2 separate regions of the Mus musculus genome follow, and region 1 is linked to region 2. Evidence: chromatin contacts called from ENCODE Hi-C or POLR2A ChIA-PET data. All regions are on one chromosome and are shown on one strand. The core of a region is the stretch at or near the end of the contact, and the rest is flanking DNA. Distances in the headings are between cores, read along the strand shown.

Region 1 (5,097 bases), core at 1,609-4,108, 350 kb after region 2:
AAAACTAAGATGTTAGGAATGAAATTACATTTCTCCTTAATCCAAAACATAAATGTCCTATTTGTGTATCAGGGGAAATTATTTTTTTTCCTGACCTTTGTTCTTTATTTTTGAGACAGTCTCAAGATATAGCTCTTTTGCTGGCCTGAGATTCACCAGGATCCACCTGCCTCTGCCTCCTCGGTACTGGGATAGGTAGGTAATAGGTGTGTACCAACAAGCCCAGCTAATTTTTCTTGTCTTTTAACGCCTTTAATCCCAGCACTCGGGAGGCAGAGGCAGGCGGATTTCTGAGTTCGAGGCCAGCCTGGTCTACAAAGTGAGTTCCAGGACAGCCAGGGCTACACAGAGAAACCCTGTTTAAATAGTTTAAATAGACTAATCCCTTTGAGTTTGAGGCCAGCCCTGACCTAGAGCAAGTTCTAGGACATTAGAGAGAACCTGACTGGAAAAACTAATCAATGCTGACTAGGCAGGGGTGGTCCAAACCTTTAGTTCTAGCTCTTGGAGACAGAGGCAGGAGGATCTCGTTGAATTCAAGGCCAACATGGTTTTCAGAGTTAAGTTCCAGGACAGCCAGGGGAAACAGTGAAACTGTCTTGAAAAAACAAAAACAAACAAACAAACAAACACACAAGAAACAAAACAAACAAAATGCTTAGATTGAAGAGTTAAGTGGGGTGAGAAGAGAAAGTTCACTGAGACAGAAGCAAAAAAAAAACCAGCAGAAGGTCAAGACATAAGTAGGCAACAGAAGGACAATGAACGTCAGGAGATTCACATGCTGCAATGAATCAATGTAACTAATAACACCATAAACTCTACCCTAAGAACATACTTGAAGTCAGGCACCACTTCCATACAACTTTAGCCATACACTTCTTTTGGTTTTGGGGGGTTTTTTTGGGGGTGGGGTTGTTGTTGTTTTTGGAGATAAGAGTTTCTCTGTGGAGCCCTAACTGTGAGTGTGAAGTAGACCAGGCTAGCCTGGAATTTACAGGAATCCCGCCTGCATCTGCCTCAAGTGTTAGGACTGAAGGCTCCTGCTATTAGCTCTGAACACTTTTTTTTAAACATACAGAAATTAGGTACCCCACTTTACTTTTTTTCTATATGTCAAAAGAGAAATTGTTACTTCACTCAAACCATGTGTTTAAAAACAACGCATACTGAGCTGGTGAGATGGCTCTGTGGGGAAGAGGTCTGACTGCTCTTCTGGTGGTCCTGAGTTCAAATCCCAGCAACCACATGGTGGTTCACAACCATCTGTAATGAGATCTGATGCCCTTTTCTGGTGTGTCTAAAGACAGCTACAGTGTGCTTACATATAATAAATAAATAGATTTAAAAAAATACATAATTTACTTTCCTAAAAAGCCTGTTAGCCAATCGTGGCAACGATGTAATCCCAGCACTCTGGAAGCGGAGTGAGGATTTCAAGTTCGAGAACCACCTGCTTACAGAGTAAAACACTGCCTCAAAAACAGAAACAAAACAAAGCTTTTGTTGAGCCATTTTCTCATATTTTATCAAGTGATTTAAAACTGCTGTTTGATTATAACTGCAAGGTAAAATCAAGTGTACCCACTCTCCAGTTCAGATCTAAGACAGTGTGCTCCACGTACAAAACTAGATAAAAAGTACTTGAAATACAGTACAGTATATGCACGAAGAACAGTGCAACCTCAACAGTGCTACAAAAATTAGATTTAGCTTTCCCGATCACCAAGAGACCGAGAGAGAGAGAGAGAGAGAGAGAGAGAGAGAGAGAGAGAGAGAGGCTTTAGCCTCACCTGCGACCCAGGAGTTATAGTTAACCTTTCTAAGAGAGTAAAAGGACCGAATGAGTTTATGTGAAAACAAAAACCTTCACAACTGCCTAGCTGAGGGTCTACTACGGCCATCAAGCACGCGTCAAACGGCCATCAAACCGCATTAGCAAAAAACTGTTCATGATAAAACTGTACCTCGTTCCGTCTTTCAACTGTCTACCTTCTCACAGAAGTGTCCAAATGGCAGCACTCCTAAGCAATGCACTGCTACGATGTCCTTCCCCACGAATACTGGTCGGGAGTCAGGCTATCTATCTATATGACTCCCGACTCTCTCACACACACACACACACACACACACACACACACACTCACACACTCTAGATAGATAGATAGATAGATAGATAGACAGACAGACAGACAGACAGACTGCACCCAAATAACGGAAGCCTGCTTTCTTATTCATACGGTAAAACCCCGGAGCTCTGGTGGAATCAAGCGAGCCCTTCCTTCTTCCTTTTCCCGCGTTTCTCGGCCTCACCAAGGTGCTTCTTCTTCTGCCCAGCCAAGCGCCATCCCGGACTTCCTCCACACAACAACAAACGCCGCTATCCCCCGGATTGGCGCGGAATCCTCCCTCCGTCCTGGGCCGCACGCCCGCCTCCCTCCGCCGTCAGGTGCTTCAGTCGGCGCGGCCAGGTCCCCCCAAATCGCGCCGCACCCCGCTCGGGCCAGCCTCGGCCCGCCCTCGGGTCCCTTCAGCTCCCCCTCCCCCAGTCCCCGGGGCACAGGCCCGAGGCCCACGGGACTTACGCTCTCGTGGTCCCAGCGCACGTTGCTGCGCTTCTCATCCGGGGCGAGGTTTCGGTCCCGGCCCATTAACTCATCCAGCAACTGCGCGGCAGAAATCATGGTGCTTCCTCCGGGCGGCTGCTCACGCCAGCCCTAGCACCCACCCGATAAAAAACCCCACCAGCCGCCCGGCCGCCGAACCAAGCCCCCTCGGCCCACTCTCAAGCTCGAAAAGCCTCTTCCAGAGAGGAGCCGAGAAGACAAAATGGCCGCCGCCCGGGCACCTTCCCAGCATGCCGTGCGCCCGTGGAGACACGCCTAGGCCCGGGCTGCGAGGGCGGGCAGCGCGGCTTCTCCGGCGAGGGGGCGGGACCTCCGGCCCGGGCCCGGGGCAAAGCCCCGCCAGGCACTGACTCCGCCCCCGCCGTGCCTTCCACCCAACGGAGCGGTGGACGCTCTAACGGCTGCCGGTGTCGGCCTCTTTTTTACTTGGAGAAAGAGCAATCTAGCTCTGGGTCCTTTGCCACTGCCCTGAAACGGAGAAAATGTCCCTTTGTCCACGTGGTGTGCGGGGGACCATCTTCCAGGGAGGGAAACAAGAAGAGCGAGCTGCGATCGTGCTCAGACTCCATTTTCCTGTCGCTGTAGTTTCTTCCTCCTCTACCTGTCCTTATTTATGTCTGCACCCTCCACCCTTCCCACACCCACCCAGTTCGATGCTGGGGATTGAACCGGGAACCTTAACGCTTAACGCTCTACCAGCGAGTTAAATCCTCAACTCTTCTACCCGGTTTTGTCCGGACTTCCTCGATTTTTAGGGAGGAAAATCAAGGAATAGACTATATGCGGTGGAGGAATTATGTTGTAATACCTCCAATCCAGGAATTTATCTTCCTTCACTTTGTATCAAATGTGTTACTGTGTGTTCAGGGAATCATAGAGGAGACCAGAGGTTACCCTCTGGAGTCCATTACTCAGGAACTATCCACCTTTGTTTGGTTTTTGGTTTTGTTTTTCGGGATAGGGTTTCTCTGTAACTTTAGCTGTTCTGGAACTCACCAGGCTGGCCTCGAACTCACAGAGATTCCCGTGTCTCAGCCTTATGAGTGCTAGGACGTGCCACCATTGCTCCTCAATCTAAACTTTCAAAAGATTAGGAAAACTTAGCTGGGCTTGCTGTCACCGTATACCTTTTATCTAGGAAGGCACTGGGAAGGCAGAGTCAGGTGGATTTTATGAATTAAAGAGGTTCACCTGCTTCTGCCTCTTAAGTGCTAACACTTGGGAGGCAAAGGCAGGTGAATATCTAAGTTTGAGGCCAGCCTGGTCTACAAAACAAGTTTCTGTATAAAGCCATGGCTGTTATACAGAGAAACCCTTTTTCAAAAAGAATGTCTCACTGGGACGTGAGCTCTCTGTCAGCCTGAAAGCCCTACGAATCCTTTTATTTCTGCTTCCTTAGTACTGCAGCTATAAACCACTGTTTTACATGTATGTGCTGGAGGTTAAACTCTGTTCTTCATGCTGAGTGGTGAACTCCCTGGAATTTCTTTAAAAGTATTAATTCGGCCTTGCAAACTTTTAATCCCTAGCAATCCAGAGGCAAGTTGATCGAGGCCAGCCAGGGCTACATAGTGAGACATTGTCTCAAAAACAAGATTCATATTCAGCTAGGAATAGCAGACCGGGCCTATAATCCCCTTGTTTGGGAGGCTTGGCCAGAAGGATTATTGTTCCAGACCAGCATGGGTTGCTGTGTGAGTTCCTGTCTAAAACAATTTTTAAAAAAAATAAAACCCAGGGGCTAGTGAGATGACTAAGCTGAGAGACATCTGTGGACAAGCTGGATGAATGTGACAAGAGTTTCATCCCCCGGACTCACAGAGAAAGGAGAGAACCAACTCCCGAAAACTGTCCTCTGACCTCCACGGGCTGATCCACACACACAGACACTGGCACATAAAATAGAATGTAATTTTTAAAAAATTAAGGGCTGGAGAGATGCCACAGCAGTTGTTGGCATTGGCTGCTCTTGCAGAGGACCCAGGTTCAATTCCTAACACCCACATGGCAACTCACAGCTGCCTAACTCCAGGGTCAGACACCCCCTGCCCCCAGACAGACAGACAAGCAGGCAAAACACCAATGCACATAAAGTAAATTATATTTAAAAAGTTAAAATTAAAAATTGGAGGCCCAAAGTTGGTGGCTCATATAATCCTCAGGAGGTAGAGGCAGTCAAATGTCCAGGATAGCTGGGTTACACAGAGAAACCTCAACAAAACTTCTGTTATATGCCCACATCAGTGTTAGTGTGCAGATTAAATTAATTGATATACTCTGCACATTGATAGAGGAGACCCAACAGGTTCTTAATTCCTTTATTAGCAAGAGGGAAAGAACCTTTTTATTGTCAGAGTGGAGGAGTCAGCTCCCTGTGGCACTGACTGAGGAGTGTGGCAAAGCTCCAACCAGGTAAGGTGGAAAATGGAGGCCTCGAACTCAAGACCGACAGTCTTCCCACCCCAGCCTC
Region 2 (4,525 bases), core at 226-2,725:
GAAAATGGGAAAGCAAACAAACAATGACTATGTTCTATCATAGATTGGGGAGGGACTCAGAAGGCCCAAGGCCTTATCCCTGCCTTGGGAGCTATTGGCAATTATTGGCAATTAAGGGGGGGGGGGCACTCTTCACTGATGTAGCCATGGGTAAACTGTCCATGCCACAGCAAATAACTCCTCTATCCATCAAGCAAGCAACTCCAATTAAACTCATTCAAACACACACAAACACACACACAGAGAGAAAAAATATAAGACATGAAAGTAGGAGAGAACTTGTTGGAAGAATTCAGGCTAGATGAGAGAGTGTAAGGGGAGAGGGTGAAATGACTAAATATATCACATACATGTAGAAAATTGTCAGAGAATAAAAAGATAAAAACTTGAAAGTCCATTATGTAAGACTAGCAATTAACATTTATTAAATTACATATTATGGGGAAAGGGCAATGAGTATTGTAACTAACCAATGAACTGTGGATTATGAGAAAAACCACAGCCCAATACCTAACATGGGGCATCATCCAGGAAGAAGACACCTGGAGAACATCCATTCCAGAATGTTCCATTTCCAGGGTACACTGCCTCACAAGATGAAAGGAGACTCCACCTTGAAAGACGATACCTAAGAGGACAGCAACACCGGCTCCTGGCTCTGTCTTTCTAAACTTGGGTTCACCTCTAATTTTATACCCTAAGAATGAGGCCTGAGCCAGCTAGACGGCCTAGCAGACCTTGAGTTGTACTACAAGCATGTGTTGGGTCCCACGAACCCGCTCCACAAAATTACCTTCTGGGGTTCACATGTGAGCTAGGGCATGCATGAACCTTTGCATGATCATTTTTGTTCCTGACTTCCTGTCCCTCTCGCCTGCCCGGTCTGTAAGCCAGTCCACCTATCTTTGATACCAAACCACGGGGTCTCGCAGTCAATAGGAGCAAAGAGCAGGCCTTAAGTGGCAATCGCGCCCCCCATAAAGAGAAAGACAGAAGCCACAGACTAGCTGGAGAATGTCTGAAGGAAAGATTATTCAGAAATGGCTGAAACATCCTCTATGAAAGCCTCTGCATACCGATCTCTCTTTCTTTCTCTCTTCACTCACATTCACACACACAGAGAGTGTCATTCATTCATTCAGCAAGCACCACCCGAGTACCAACTCTGTGCCCAACAGCGGACTGGAAAGAGAATAAGGCATAGCCCTGCCGCGAGCCGGACAGGAACTGCGGCCACGGACAAAGGCGAGCCCACGTGGCGTATCAAGCTGACAGGTCTGTACCTGGCCACAGCCTGCCATCTCCCTGCCTGCCATCTCCCTAACACCCCGCGGAGAGTGCACCCTTTAGTGAACGCCCACCTCCCTCCCCATTCACCTAAACCCTCAACTTGTCTCCTTGACTCTCAACTTGACCCCTCTTACCCCTTCAGATGACAAGGCTTTACCGCCGGCTGCGACTGCCCGCACCGGAAACGCTCCCCGGCCTCACGTGGTTCCCCGCAGCTGCTCGCACGGAACCTTTTCGGACAGTTCCGATTCAGGGGAGCCCTTTTAGCGGTACACCGCCGGTCCCCGCTTCTTCTGGGGAGTCGGATGTCATTCTAGGGAGCACTCGCCCAGTGTTTAACTTCCGACACTGGGTGTGGTGTTTTGGATTTTTTTACCCCCCCTGTCTGGCGGCCATCTTCTGTTTCTCCCCTACGGCTGCCTGTGACTCACTTCCTCCGTTCCCGAGAAAATCTAGTTTTTCCCGACAGGTGGCGCTCACACTGCATGAAGTCACAACTAGAGCTTCAGTGGCCGTGTCATTCCACCTTCCCTTCATTCTGTCAAGCAACAAATGTACTGAATCCTATGTGCCGGGTAGGAACATTCTAGAGCCTAGGGTTGAAGTTTACTTGGGAGCTTACTAGTAGGGTTGAGAATTGCGACAATAAAGAGAAAATTGATAGTGAACACACAGTGCAAGTGCTGATAAGAAAGAACAGAGCAGGGGGAAAAAATTAAGGCTGAGAAATCTCTGCAGAAGTGATAATCAAAAGGACCTACATGAAGGGAGAAAGCCCGTTATTACCTGAGAGCCAAGAATTATAGTGAATACCTGATGGTAGGAAACGCGGGAGGAGGGTTTTATTATTGTTGTTATTATTGTATGTAGGGTCTCATTATGTAACTCTGACTTTTCTGGAACTCACTGTGTAGATCAGGCTGGCCATGACCTCGCAGAGACTCCCTCTTAGTCTGCCTCCCGAGTTCTGGGATTAAAGGCATAACCACATCCGGCATTATTTATTTGTTTGCTTATTAAGATGTATTTATTTTATGTATGAGTGCTCTATCTGCATGTATACCTGCAGGCCAGAAAAAGGCATCAGATCCCATTATAGATGATTGTGAGCCACTACGTGACTGCTGGGGATTAAACTCAGGACCTCTGGAAGAGTAGACAGTGCTCTTCATCATTGAGCCATCTCTCCAGCCTCTTATTATTTATTTACATGTACACGCGTATGTCAGTGTATGAAGTGGTCAGTTCCAATGGCGGTGGAGTTACAAACAGTTGCGAGTGATCTGATGTGAGTGCTAGGAACGGAACTTGGGTCCTCTGCAAGGACAGTGTGTGCTTCATAGCCACTGGACCAGCTTGCCAGCCCAGATGATGTGTTTGTTTGCTTGCTTGCTTTTTTTGTTTTGTTTTTTGTCTTTTGTTTTTAATGAAATGGAGGGACTGGGGTGTTGGTCAAATGAGAAGGGCCTTGCCTGATGAATTCACAGCACTGGGAAGGCTGAAGCAGGATCATCAAGACTTAGAGGCCACCAGGATGACATAGAGAGAATATGTCTCTCAAAAAAACAGGCAGGTTAAAGAGCTCTGTGATTTCAAGACAAGCCTGATCTATATAGTGAATTACAGGCTAGTCAGCACAACTTAGCAAAAGCTTATCTCAAGCAAAACAAAGCAAAACAAACAAACAAAAAAGAGTCAAACACACATAGTCTAATTATAAAATGGGCAAAAGACAAGAATAGACTTTTCACAGGCAGAATATGCAGGGGGTGTGGAGGAGGAAAAGAAAAGCTATTGTCTCTAGCTCGGTGGGTAGAATGTTTGCTTGGCATGCACAGAGCCTTAGGTTGAATCCCCAACTTTACTTAGATTGGGTGTAGTTTCACAGGCCTGTAATCCCAGCACATCCAAGGTAGGTCAAAAGTTCAAGGTCATCCTAAGCTACACAGTAAGTTTGAAGTCTGCCTAGACTATAAAAGACTGATTTGAGAAGAAAAAGGGGGGTGGGGGGGGCTGGCAAGATGGCCCAACAGGTAATAGCACTGACTGCTCTTCTAAAGTCCTGAGTTCAAATCCCAGCAACCACATTATGGCTCACAACCACCTGTAGTGAGATCTAATGAGTCAGCTACAGTGTATTTATGTATAATAATAAATAAATCTTTATGCCGGACTGAGCAAGCAGACTTGATTGGAGCGAGTGGGGCTACTGCAGTGAGGAGAGGTCTGAAAAATTCAATTCCCAACAACCACTTGAAGGCTCACAACCATCTGTACAGCTACAGTGTACTCACATCCCTAAAATAAATAAATAATTCTTTTTTAAAAAGAAGAAGAAAGGAAAAAAAAAAAAAAAACCAGACATGGTAGCTCATACCTATGATCCCAGAACCTTCAGGGCTGAAGAACAGATAACCTTGAATTCAAGGCCAGTTTTACTTATGTATGGGTTTCCAGACTATGCATGTGCGCACACGCACACACACACACATGTTTAACTTCATTAGCCATTAGAGAGATATGAATTAAATCCGTGATGAGTTATCAGTACACTTGTAAAGATAGGAAAGTAAACTATAGCAACCACTTTCAGCTTTTGGGAAGCTAAATCAAGAGAGCTAAACATGTAAGGCTAGCCTGAACTACAACAGCAAGAATGTGCCTTAAAGCTGGGTATGATAAGGGCAGGAAAATCAAGAGCTCAAGGTCATCCTATGCCACTTAACGAATCTGAAATCCGCTTAGATTACATAGCACCCTATCTTGAAAAATAAAATTTTTAAAAAGGAGGGGCCAGTGATGATAACACTAAATATTATTGATGAGGTGAAATAGGATTTAGATTATTAATTAGAATTTAAATTATTCTGACTGAAAAAAAATTCGCTTGCTGGCTGAGGATACAGAACATTAGTAGAGCATATACAGAACCCTGAGCCCAATCTTAAAATGAGAAAAAGGAAAATTGACCTGCAGTCCCGGGTACTCGATAACACTAAATATTATTGATGAGGTGAAATAGGATTTAGATTATTAATTGGAATTTAAATTATTCTGACTGAAAAAAAAAATTTGCTTGCTGGCTGAGGATACAGAACATTAGTAGAGCATATACAGAACCCTGAGCCCAATCTTAAAATGAGAAAAAGGAAAATTGACCTGCAGTCCCGGGTACTCTGGATGCTGAAGCAAAAGAATCATGCTAGGTCAGGAGTTCAGGGCCAGCCTAGGAAAC

The links. A loop is a pair of places that touch in the nucleus more often than their neighbours do. ChIA-PET counts read pairs that join two places held with the same protein, here RNA polymerase II (POLR2A).
Region 1: a loop to region 2 is called in a map of regulatory T cell, with 2.6 times the contacts of the local background. The contact joins the promoter of Luc7l3 here to the promoter of Nme1 in region 2. A Hi-C loop is called at or near these places in 2 of 37 maps with a recorded cell type or tissue (T-helper 17 cell and regulatory T cell). POLR2A ChIA-PET finds 5 or more read pairs at or near these places in 2 of 5 experiments (both embryonic stem cell).

The regions. Positions count from the first base shown.
Region 1 is chr11:94,319,105-94,324,201 of GRCm38, forward strand. It overlaps Luc7l3 (LUC7-like 3 (S. cerevisiae)), which reads right to left and starts at 2,859. Exons shown (of 10, transcript NM_001361574.1): 1 at 2,586-2,859. The coding sequence starts at 2,684.
Region 2 is chr11:93,966,797-93,971,321 of GRCm38, forward strand. Nme1 (NME/NM23 nucleoside diphosphate kinase 1) reads right to left here and starts at 1,476. Exons shown (of 5, transcript NM_008704.3): 1 at 1,425-1,476. Gm35198 (a long non-coding RNA gene) reads left to right here and starts at 1,709. Exons shown (of 3, transcript XR_388959.3): 1 at 1,709-1,865.